Linked DNA regions of Homo sapiens: regions 2 and 3 are each linked to region 1. A link is a loop called in an ENCODE intact Hi-C map of the cell type or tissue named here. Cell type or tissue: IMR-90. All regions are shown on one strand. Region 1 overlaps LINC02758 (long intergenic non-protein coding RNA 2758). Region 2 overlaps LINC02755 (long intergenic non-protein coding RNA 2755). Region 3 has its middle 340 kb from the start of LINC02742.

Evidence for each region. A loop is a pair of places that touch in the nucleus more often than their neighbours do. Peaks named below come from ENCODE experiments on the same cell type or tissue, not always from the same donor. Only the 100,000 strongest peaks of a DNase experiment are listed, where the experiment ranks them.
Region 2: it touches region 1 in a loop (7-fold over the local background); 1 of 110 quality-filtered maps calls a loop at or near these places.
Region 3: it touches region 1 in a loop (4-fold over the local background); 1 of 110 quality-filtered maps calls a loop at or near these places.

Annotation. Positions count from the first base shown.
Region 1 is chr11:28,564,931-28,568,930 of GRCh38, reverse strand. The region is part of intron 4 of LINC02758 (long intergenic non-protein coding RNA 2758); the gene reads right to left. Among named protein-coding and RNA genes, the nearest start is that of LINC02758, 28 kb to the right of the region's middle. In IMR-90, no CTCF peak of the experiment used is centred here; a DNase peak (open chromatin) is centred at 2,080; H3K4me3 peaks cover 161 bases; H3K27ac peaks cover 2,016 bases.
Region 2 is chr11:29,332,748-29,336,747 of GRCh38, reverse strand. LINC02755 (long intergenic non-protein coding RNA 2755) reads left to right here. Exons shown (of 4, transcript NR_183754.1): 4 at 666-870. Among named protein-coding and RNA genes, the nearest start is that of LINC02755, 260 kb to the left of the region's middle. In IMR-90, a CTCF peak has its summit at 2,353 (motif pointing right); a DNase peak (open chromatin) is centred at 2,377; H3K27ac peaks cover 2,633 bases.
Region 3 is chr11:29,241,512-29,245,511 of GRCh38, reverse strand. No RefSeq gene overlaps it. Among named protein-coding and RNA genes, the nearest start is that of LINC02742, 340 kb to the right of the region's middle. In IMR-90, no CTCF peak of the experiment used is centred here; a DNase peak (open chromatin) is centred at 1,711; H3K27ac peaks cover 852 bases.

The sequences.
Region 1 (4,000 bases):
ACATTTGTGTTTGGTGTTGGATTCAAATGAGGTCCTGGACAGCTAGAAGGGAGACAGAAGAACTGGAAGAAAGGGTGCAAAGTGTTTAGCATCCACAAGGCAGAAACTCAAAGGTGAACACAGCAGAACTTGCTGCCCCTTTATTTGCTCTCCATGTACCTATACATCCATTGCTCTAGGTTCTTGCTCCTCAAAGTACTGTCTTTGGACCAGCATCCCTCATCAATACCTGGGTGCTTGACAGAAATGCAGATTCTCAGCTTTCCCCTGCCATACCTACTGAATCAAAATCTTCTTCTCTGTTTTTTTCTTTTAATAGTTTTAACCTTTATTTTAGATTCCAGAGGTGTTGCGGGGGATACATGTGCAGGTGTGTTACCTGGGTATATTGCAGAATGCTGAGGTTTAGATTATGATTGATCCCGTCACTCAGAGACCAAGCATAGTAACCAAGGGTTAATTTTTCAACTCTTGCCACCATTTCTGCCTCCTCCCTTCTAGAAGCCCCCAGTGTCCATTGTTCTCATTTCATATCATGAGTAATCAAAGTTTAGCTCCCACCTATGAGTAAGAATATGCAGTATTTGGTTTTCCATTCCTGTGTTAATTCACTTAAGATAATGGCCTCCTGCTGCATCCATGTTACTGCAAAGGACACAATTTTGTTCTTTTTTATGGCTGCATAGTATTCCATGTTGTATATGTACCATATTTTCTTTATCCAGTCCACCATTGATGGGCACTTAGGTTGATTCCGTGTGTTTGCTATTGTGAATAGTGCTGCAATGAACATATGAGTGCATGTGTCTTTTTGGTAGAATGATTTTTGGAATATATACTCAATAATGGGATTTCTGGGTCAAAATAGTAGTTCTGTTTTAAGTCTTTGAGAAAGCTCCAAACTGCTTTCCACAGTGGCTGAACTAATTTACATTCCCACCAACAGTGGCCTTTCCATTTCTTAGCAGCCTCAGCATCTGTTGTTTCTCAACTTTTTAGTAATAGCCATTCTGACTGGTGTGAGATAGTATCTCATTGTAGTTTTGATTTGCATTTCCCTGATGATTAGTGATGTTGAGCATTTTTTCACATATTTGTTAGCTGCTTCTATGTCTTCTTTTGAGAAGGGCCTGTTCACGTCTTTTGCCTACTCTTTAATGATTCTCTTTCTTTCTCTCTAGCTTTTTTTTTTTTGCTTAATTAAGTTCCTTATAAAATCTTCATTTTAAAAAGATCCCCAGGTCATCCTAATGTACATTAAAATTTTAGAACCACTATGCTAATATAGACTTATCACCCCCACACTACAATTGTTTGTTTCCTTGTTTGCTTCTCCTTGCTCTGTGAGTTCCTTCAAGGAGGAACTGTGTCCTATGTGCCCCGGTAGCCCAGCGCCTAGCCCAGTGCTCAGTACATAGAAATCAAATAGCTGTCACTTACGTCCTTATTATTTGCCAAGTGCCATATATACATTGTTATCATTTAACCTTTGCAACAATCCTTTGAGAAGGTCACTGTTATATCCATTCTGCAGATAACGGGGCTCAGAGACTTTAAGTAACTCACCTAAAGTCACACAAATAGCAACAGAACTGTCATTCAAATCCAGCTATATCAGATGCCACAAGATGTGCTCTTGACCGCTATTTTATATTATACTACTTTCATAGTAGACGTTTAATAGATATTTATGGAATTAAGCAGACTTTGCGCAGCAATGATTGAGCCTTTCCTTTGCTTCTTTCTGTCATGAAGTAAAAGGACAAGGGCTACAGTTTTAATCTGCCATGCAATTTCCAAAGTGCAGAGGCATAATGTCTGCGTTCACGGAAATGGCCTGTAACTATACTAGGAATTCCGCATCCCCCACCCCTCTTCTCTTGGAAGATCTGCAAGTGTTAGTAAGCCCTGCAGACAAGCAATCCTGTCAGGCAGAAGGCAGCCCAGAGCCCTTAAATAAAACATTCTCGCAGCCTTCCGCGGAGAGCATGGAGACAAATACCGCGGATGTGAAAGGTGTCGCTGGGATTACCAATGACGTGCTAATGGCTGCTCAGGCAATCTCTGAGCCTCCTGCGCTCTGAGTCACCCGCTCCCTTTGGAGCCTGCGCTCACGTCATTAAGGGACCGAAAGCTATTCACAGATCACTGACTAATGGCAAGCTTGAGCCTGGCCTGCACTCCCCCCACCAGCCTTCTCCAAAGGACTAAGGTCATGGACAGGAGGCCCTGGAGCTTTTTATCACGGCCACAATGAAGGGTGAAGGAAAAGATAAAGTCTTCTGCCTTCCTTCTATCTATTCTGCTAGCTGTACTTTTGCAAATGAGGAACTTTCCTCGTGTTCCAGAATGTGTTGGAAACTCTTTGCCGGGAACAAGCAGAATCTTGAGTAGGGCGGTTTACTTTTGACAGTTTATTATTCTAAAAAATCTTTCTGATGTTATTTTAATTCCACAGGCATTTCATTACTAATCAACCCTGGGGCTTTCAGTTTCTAGAGTACATAAACATATTTCCTTTTTTTGGATTATTTGTGTGACTGCTTGCTTGAATTTATTGTAATTTTATTTGTTTGTTTGCAACTGCCATAATGGGAGCTTCTAAAAGACTAGGAAGTAATAAATGTAATATTTTCTTTCAGATACTGCATTTTTTCCCTAGCCTGCCTAAATCCTTTGAAATATAACATCACTTGGCTTTCCTGCCAGGCACTTCTCCCTGAAATAAAGTCACAGGTCTGCTTTGGTCACTCTGTCAATATCTGTGACAGATATTTCCAAGTTAACTTTTAGGGAGTCACAACTTGGCAAGTCTAAAAAGCACTATATTTAGCTGCAATTTTGGAATGATGTGGGAAAGAAAATTGAATCTGAAAAAGCAAAGCAAGATGTGGTTGAGCATTTTGTGGAACAGGTAACAACCACAGAATTATTTTTTCCTGAATAAACCATGATCTGTTTGGTGGCCACTTCTATACTTTTCCAAAAACAATCTATTTACTTACACAAGTTCGAATTCTTCAAGATTAACCCCAGGCTTTATCCTGGAAGATAATTTTATTTATTGGTAGAAGATAAAGCTATTCATATATAAGGCAAACTGATTGGAGATACATTTGAGCTCACTTTGCTTTCTATGCTAATGTCAGAACATGAAGTTTAAGCATTTGGTTACTGAAGAAAATATCGCACACTGGAATCATTAAGATCAGTCATCAAAATGATAAAGATACAATTTTTTTCCAGAATTCTGGAGCTCTGATACACAGCTTGAGAGTACATTTCTCAGCATGAATTGCATTATTCAGTCAAAGAATGACCATGGAGCAAAAAATGCAAAATGTTTCCTATTTCTGTTAAAAGTCAGGTTTAATATAGACACATTTCCCTTAGATGTGGTCCACAGAATATCTTCTTTGGGAGATATCATTTGGAGAAAGCAAGACTTATCTTTTTGAACAAATAAAATTTTGATTGATAAAGGAGCTTTTACAATGGCATACTAGGATCAACATTGGTTGTGATCGTGAAAATAATCAGACTTTTAAGGAATTGGGCAAATCTGGTGTGTTGGAGAGCCATAAGACATTTCTTATTGCTTATATGCATCTCATACTTTGGTTCTTGAGTTTGCTTAAAAAACGCAAACACGTATACATCTAAATTGTAAATGTTAATTGCTTCAGAGTTATATATGACTGTTACAGAAGGTCACCACAATTTATGTTCCATTCTGTTTTCCCAGGGATTGATAAATCCTGGGAATAAAGCCTTGTTAATAGGCAGATTTGGACTATTCAGGAGTCACCTTGAGGATGATATCCAAGTGGTTGAAGGGAAGATGAGAAAGCAATTTTGCACAACTCATTGATTGACAATGAACTAATTTCAAGAGACTCCTTGAAATTCCACTAGGACTGTGGGAAAATGGAATATCAACAAAGTTATCTTAACATGTGACACCAAGGCAGTGCTAGTAGGACCTCAAGGTGCTCATGCT
Region 2 (4,000 bases), 770 kb before region 1:
TGACGCAGGTTTGTTAGTTGGGGTGTGAGTAGGAGGTGGGGAGATAAAAAAGCAGGGGACAAGTATTCATTCTTATCCATCTCTTGCTCACCTTCTGATAGTTATTTATTTCCCCTGTACTTTTCAAACTCTTTCAAATTCTTTGCCTCAACCTAGCATCTCCATTTCATTTAATTTGTCATAGGAATATTTTTCAATAAGGGGAAATCTTTAAAGAAAATTGAAAAATATAAGACATCTGCATAATAAAATCTTTTGCAAAAGATGCAAGATTTTCTTTAGGTCATGCTTTCCTCTAATTTTTTTCCCTCCAGAATTATTGCAGGGAACGTGCTAAAAGCCTGCCCACCTTTCTCCTAGGATTTTGCTTTACTTTCAAACACTCTCTCTATTGTCACAATGTATTGCCATTGAAGATTTCAAGATTTGAGAAAACAAGGTATGAGAGGGAGAAGCTACAATATATGCAGATGATAGATGAGATAGGGTTGTAGATGGAATGATTGGTCTTAATCCTTTGCTTCTCTGAGGTAATAGTATAGATTAACCCTCTTGCTCTTTCTATGCAGTGCATTTTCCACCTCTTGCCTTTGGGCTTGCCCATGTGACTTGTTTAGCTAGTTGAATTTTAGCAAATATGTCATAAGCATTGTCTTTTTGCACAGGTGTCATCACCATGAGAAGGACATACCACCCCAGAATAAGGAGAGGCAAATGGATTAGACTTGAAATGAACCCAGAGCCTGGATTCAAGCACAGCCAAACCCAGCTTGGATCTCATAATTCCCAGTCCTGTGCAGAAGAACCGTGAGACCTACAATATATTTCCATACCTTCTTTCAAGAAATAAATGCTCAATTTTGTAAGACACTGAGGTTGAAGGTTGTTTGCTACACCACATTTTGGTGAAAATAGTTGACAGTGACACCAACCAAATCAAGAATAATCCCACAACACAGAGCTAGAGTACATGCAACTTCGGCATCTACTAGTATTCACTAAGTGCCAACATTGTGCTGGCATCTTTGCACGTTCTCTCATTTCAATTTTACAACAACAATAAGAGGTAAGCATTATGTAATCAATTTAAGTTTCAAAAAGATTAAATGACTTTATTAAGGCTCCATGGTTAGTAAGTTATAGAGCAAAGCCTGAATCTGAGATTTTTCTATTAGACTTGTTCTGCTTTGGAAAAACATTTTTTTTCTTTTTCAAGTTAGTCCTTTAAAGTTGAATTTGTGCATACTTTAAAAACAGGATAGACAAAAGTAGTAGCCGTACTTTACCATCTACTGCATTTTGGGTTTATATCATATTCAAATATTTCTCTATTTTTTTTTCAGTGCTCATGTTCACTCTTGTCGATAAGGATAGCTGGGATTACTCTGGCCATTTTACAGATTAGGAGACTGGGACTCACGAATATGGTCTTAATCTTCCCCTTACCTTTGTCAAACTTTAGACAGGTTTTTTCCTGACTTTAGGCCCCTGACCTCCTTCTTCTTAGATCATTTGCTTTAAAGAACTTGTGCTTGTGAATAATGTATCTCTCCCCTTTACATGGAAATCTTCTCAGACTCTTTTGCCAGTTTTACAACCCGGTCACCTCTTTCTCAAGGATCTGAGAGCCATTTTTTTTTTCAAATATAATCATCAAAAAAGACAGTGCCTGTATCTGCCAGTCTCTGTGGGAGAGTATGAATCTAACTTCCATAAGCAGCAATGAGCAAACCTAGATGGTTACATCACATTGAACAACCTTCCCCTAAAATCCACAGTGCTTTTCCTCGAGCTCTTGACCTCTAATGCAATAGTCTTGAATAATGTCTTCCTTGCATGTTTAGCTATCCAGTGCATTTTCTCTTTGGCATGAATAAAAGAATTATTCATTCAAGAAGACTCAGTAAATGATTATCAGGGTGTAGACACAAATTTAGTCACTGGCTTCAAATCTATCTTCTATTGCTTCTTTTGGTTATGCTCATTTGTTATTGATATTTATGGCTCTTTTTTATTTTTTCTCTAGTCTAACCTTTAGAAGGTTTTGTTTGTGTTTACTTGGCTGATGAGACTGTACCAAGGAACCTCAGACTTTCCGTTGTACAAGGGAGGCTTGGCCTCGGGTCCTTAGAGACTGTTGGAAGTCTCAGAGCATTGCTTTTTTGACACTATGGAAAATGAACCAAAACTTTTTATTTGAAACAGTTGCATGGGCTTCCAGATATTTTTAATTAAACATGCACTGTCTGAAGCCTCAGCCTTTGGCCAGCCATTTATCATTAAGTTATCTGCAGCTGTTGCAGCTGTCACTAGAATAAAACTTTCTCCTTTTATCCACATGATGGCAGTATAAGTTAATGTTCAACCTCAGCACACACAGCCTTCAGAATGAGTGGGGTTTTGTTGAGAATTGGCCACTCGATTCTCTCCCCATGTACCCGCAGCCTCCTGTAACTCAGCTCTAAATATTTCTCACTTCCCCCTTTTTAATCTTAAACAAAGCCAGCCTCTTCAGTTCAAAAAGGAGGTCTATGAATGAAAAATCCATATGATACAACAGTTTCATTATAAAAGACCCCCAGACAGAGGAGGCCAGAGTCCAGCTGCCCACAAAACCACATGCGACTAACTCTTGGTTCAGGGCTGCTGAGTAGTTGCCTATAAATAGCAGTGGTTGGTTACCCATTGTCAGCAACCTTGACCTAATCACTGTTAATCAATAAAGTCATTGAAGTATAATAGCCTCATTGGCAGTGAATTGGCTCAGGTTCAACATACAAGAAAATAGTTTTCATGAGTACTGGGATGGTAATTATTTAATCAGAGCATGGAGCCTTAAACAGATCCAGTAAGAAGAAATAAGTACAAAATCATGCTTGATACATCTTTTCTATACTTTCAGAAAAATAAAGGAGACAAAATCTTTCTGAAATTTGAAAACTCGGGTATTGCTTACAGACTTTAATTAGGAAGCAAAAAGCAAGGATACTTCTTTAACAAATATTTGGAATAGCATTCCTACTTTATAAAGGGAGGGCAGATTTTCAAAAAGTGACTTTTATTTCTCATATCTTTAAATATTAGATTATCTAAAGTACACATAAGTTGGCTGGGTGCAGTGGCTCATGCCTGTAATCTCAGCATTTTGGGAGGCCAAGGTGGGAGGATCACTTGAGGTGAGGAGTTCGATACCAGCCTGGCCAACATGGTGAAACCTCATGTCTACTAATAATACAAAAATTAGCCAGGTGTGATGGTGTGCGCCTGTAGTCCCAGTTACTCAGGAGGCTGAGACCAGAGGATCGCTTGAACCAGGGAGGCAGAGGTTGCAGTGAGCCGTGATCTCACCACTGCACTCCACCCCGGGCGATAGAATGAGACTCCATCTCAATTAAATAATAATAAAGTACACATAAGTATTATATCCTTCTGGGGAAAACATTTATTCTGCATTTAAGCTTTTTAAATTATCATAGTAATATGACTTCCAAAATTGGTAACTAATCAAGGCAAAGGTATAACTACAAACTTTTCCTTTTTAGTCGTTTTTTCTACTATTCCCAAAAGTAGAGACATCTTCTTCACTAATATTCCTTATCCTTTAGTTCCTTTTTTGAAGTCGTATTATAAATAATTTAAAAACCAATGCTATCTCTTGTTCCTCTTCATCTCCCACAGTGCTCAGCACAGGTTTTGACACTACTTCCTCTCTAAATGAACATTCATTAAATCTTTGCTTAACCAACATAGCATGAAAGCAAGTTACCTGTGATCTTCACCTAAGTGAAGGCCTAACATTTCCATGTCTAAAATTTTAACAAGGCCATGCTAAATATCAACAGTCTGCAAAATCTCTACCCGGATGTCCTCAACAAAATCTTAAAAAAAAAATAAATTCTTGGAAAGAATTTCCCTAAGATTACTATTGAAAGACCTAGAAATGGACAGAAAATATGATAAACTTTAGCCTTTCTTTCAGAAAATAGAGGAAAACCATTAT
Region 3 (4,000 bases), 680 kb before region 1:
CATGGTGGTAAGGAATGGGGGAAAGGAAGCATTCTATAGTCCCATCGTTAGGACTTAATGTTTTAGTCAGCCTGCACCTCTAGATTGCGAACTTTAGTATGCTTCTCATTCCTGCCTTAGATGGAACATGTTGGCTGGAGCCAGCTAGAGTTGAGTTTTCCTCCAAGTTAGTTAGGCTCTGATAAAACTCCAGCAGTTTAGGTTCTGGTTAAATAGTATTGTCCCAGGGCAGCCCTTGTAAGGAAGGAAAAAATGCTGTGGTGTATTTTAAACTGATCCTTTGTTCTTTCCCTCTGCTGGAAGCATGAAGGGATTTTTCTCTGATATTTACAGTGAGAACCTGGTCAAGTTCCTGGAGGTAAAACTCAAAAAATGCGTCCCTCCATTACTGGATCCCCTGGAGTTTTTAACTCTCAAAAGTGTCCATGCTGAACTTCTAACAATTCATCAATTACAGTTTAGGTTTTTTAATTTGGGCACTGGTTCACACAGAAATCATTGCTTGTGGGTTTTGTACAGGTAAGTTGAGATTCTCTGTATTTGCTTCTCTGTCCCTCCAATTTTGAGGGCAGTGGTTGGCCCTGTGACCTTACTTCTCTGGCAAATCTGAAATGAGTTGCTTATTTTTCAGCCTGTTCTTCTTTCTACTGGTTGTTAGGATGGAGTGGAACGTTCAAGCTTCTCACATACCAGACTGAAAACCTAAGTAGACTTTTAGAAATTGAAAATGCTTCTATTTCTTTACTAGTCTGGAAACCCAAGATTATTGAAAATTCTTAGTGTATCAATTTACTCATTTGATATTGAATAGAATGTGGTTTTCTTCTTGGCCAGGAAAAATGTAGCACATTCTGTAATATATCTTAGGGGAAAATTAGTTCCAAGGGAAAGATCTGTCTTTTATTCATAAGGAAGGTCTGGCTAGCATTTGGGCTCTATGTAAAATGTGTTCATACATCTCTAGCTAGGACAAAGTCTACACAAAATGTTAATAGCAAACTGCAAAGTCATGGCAACTGTAGGACTTCCACATAAATATGCAAAATGTTCTTGAAAGGCAGAATATTTGGGTGGGTTTAGATTCTTGAAAACAAGACCAAAAAAATGTAATATCTTTATACCTTGCAGATGCAGATGGGTCATGGGAATTTGATTTATATTGCTAGAGAAAAGGGTAGTGGTAGGATTAGGTTTTTCTCTATTGATTACCTCTGTTTAATTAGACTGCTTGAAAGACTTCTCTGTGAGGCATTAGAACTCCTTTGGAGTTGCTTAATTTCCTCAGGAAAAAAAAAATAAACTTAGTAGATGGTGCCAAGGAATTTGCCTTAAGTTCAGAAAAATTATAAGAGCTCCAATATGTAAAAATAAAAAAATACACTATAGAAATAAAGTGTTGGACCTTCTAATTTTGACAGGATTGTAGGAATTATGGATTTTACATTTCTGAAGTAGAGGAATAATCAGATGATGAGTTACTCATGGGTTTTTTCTCATAAGCGAAGAAATAAGAAAAGGAAGCAAACACTTAATTCACTGCCTGTGCTGGGATCTGAGATGCTAAATTTAATATTACTCATTTAAACTTGTAAACAACAATGTGAGATAGGTAATATTATCACTACAAGAATATTACTAAACATGGAAAGATAAAATAACTTGCTCAGGGCACATAGCTAGCAGCTGACTGAACTGGTATTCACTTGAGTTTATAAACTCTTTCCACTGATAAACACCACAGTACAGTCAGAGACAGTACAGTTCAATCTCCCTGAGGAAAACATTGGTAAATGCCAATTGGGTCTTCTAAAGCTTCTTTGGGAAACATGGTGTCTTCGTTTGTTTTGTGCTCCTATAACAAAATACGAAAGACTGGGTAATCTATATTTAACAGAAATTTATTGACTCACAGTTTTGGAGGCTGAAAAGTTTAATATCCAGTTGTTGGTATCTGGTGAGGGACTTCTTGTTGCACCTTCCCATGGCATAAGGCAGAAGGGCCAGAAGGCAAGAGGGGGCCAAACCCGCCATTTTATAATGGCACCAATCCCACCCATGAGGGGAGCCCTCCTGGTCTAATGACCTCTTTAAACTTTCACCTGTTAATAACATTATTATGGCAATCAAAGTTCAATAGGAGTTTTAAAGAGGATAAATATTCAAACTGTAGCTTTCCACTCCTGGTCTCTCAAAACTCATGTCTTTCGGACATACAAAATGCATTCTTTCCATTCCAATAGCCCCAAAAGTCTTAACTCATCCCACCATTAACTCAAAATCTAAGTTCAGAGTCTCATCTGAATCAGATATGGGTGAGATTCAAGGCACAATCCATCCTGAGGCATATTTCCCTCCAGTTGCGAGCCTATGAAATTAAACAAGTTATGAGCTTCCAAAATGCAATGCTGTAACAGGCATGGAATAAACATTCCCATTTCCAAGAGAAAAATAGGAAAGAAAAAAGAAATAGGCCACAGGAAGTACAAAACCCAACAGGGTGAACAATCTAAATCCTAAAGCCTGAAAATAATCTTTGACACTATGTCCAGCTTTCCACACTCACTGGGATAGGGATTGGGTCCCCAAGGGCTCAGAAAGCCCAGCCTCCATGGCTTTGCTTGGCTCAGCAAAATGAGTAGCTCTCACAAGTTTTCTTGTGCCTGTAGCTCTCCCCAGCTGGTGTTGCACATGGTAGCTTTACTGTTCCAGGGTCTCAAGGGGCAGCTTCACCCACGTGGCTCCAGTAAGCACTGTCCTAGTGGAGGTTGTCTGTAGTGCCCTCCTACCACAAATCTCTGTCCCAACCTCCAGGCTATCTATGACATCCATTGAAATCTAGGTAGAGGAAGCCATGTCCCCACAGGTCTTGGATTCTGTGCACCACAAAATTAGTACCACATGGACACTGCCAAGATTTACAGTTTGTAACTTCCAGAAGGGCTGCTCAAGCCACACCTGTACCTGCTTGAGTGATAGTTGGGGTAGATGAAGAGTACCAGAATGCAGGGAGTGGAGACTTGAGGTACCCCTGAGCAATGTGCCCCAAGTTCCTTAGTGTACTTTTGACCTCTCTTTTGGTATAGTTTATTTCCTCAGGCCTTGTCATTCTGGGCCTGTGGTGGAAGGGGCCATCCTGGAAATCTCAGAAGTGCCTTTGGGGTCATTCTCCCATTATCCTGATGAATAGTCTCTGGCTTTGTTCTTCTATCTGTACTAATCTTATCAAATGGTCACTGAGAGTTATCCAAATCTTCATGCTGTGTGGTATAGCTTGGAGGTATGTCCATGCCCAAATCTCATACTGAAATGTAATCCCAATGTTAGAAGCCGGGCCTGGTGGGAGGTGATTGGATCATGGGGATGGATTCATATGAATGGTTGAGCACCATCTCGCTTGGTACTGTCCTCACAATAGTGAGTGAGTTCTCATGAGACGTGGTCATTTAAGTGTGTAACACCTCTTCTCTCACTCTTGCTTCTGCTCCAACCATGTAAAATGCCTGCTTCCCATTGACCTGCCACCATTATTGTAAGTTTCCTGAGGCCTCCCCAGAAGCTAAGCAGATGCCAGCATCAGGATTCCTGTACAGCCTGTGGAACTGTAAGCCAATTACACCTTTTTTCTTTACAAATTACCCAGTCTCAGGTATTTCTTTATTCCACTGTGATTCCCTTTTAATTATAAATTCTCTCTTTAATTTTTCTCTTCCTATATTTTACTCTATGTGGTTAAAGAAGCCAAGTAGCACCCTGAACGTTTTGCTGCTCAGATATTTCTACTTTATCAGTCTTAAATTCTGTCTTCTACAAAACCACCAAATCAATGGACACAATTCAGCCAAGTTCTTTACCACTTTTTAAGAAGAATGGACTTTGGTTCAGTTCCCAATACCTTGCTCTTCCTTTCCATCTGATACCTCATCAGAATTGCCTTTGCCATCCACATTTCTACCAATATTCTGATCATGGCCATTTATGTAATATCTAATAGGTTTCAGGC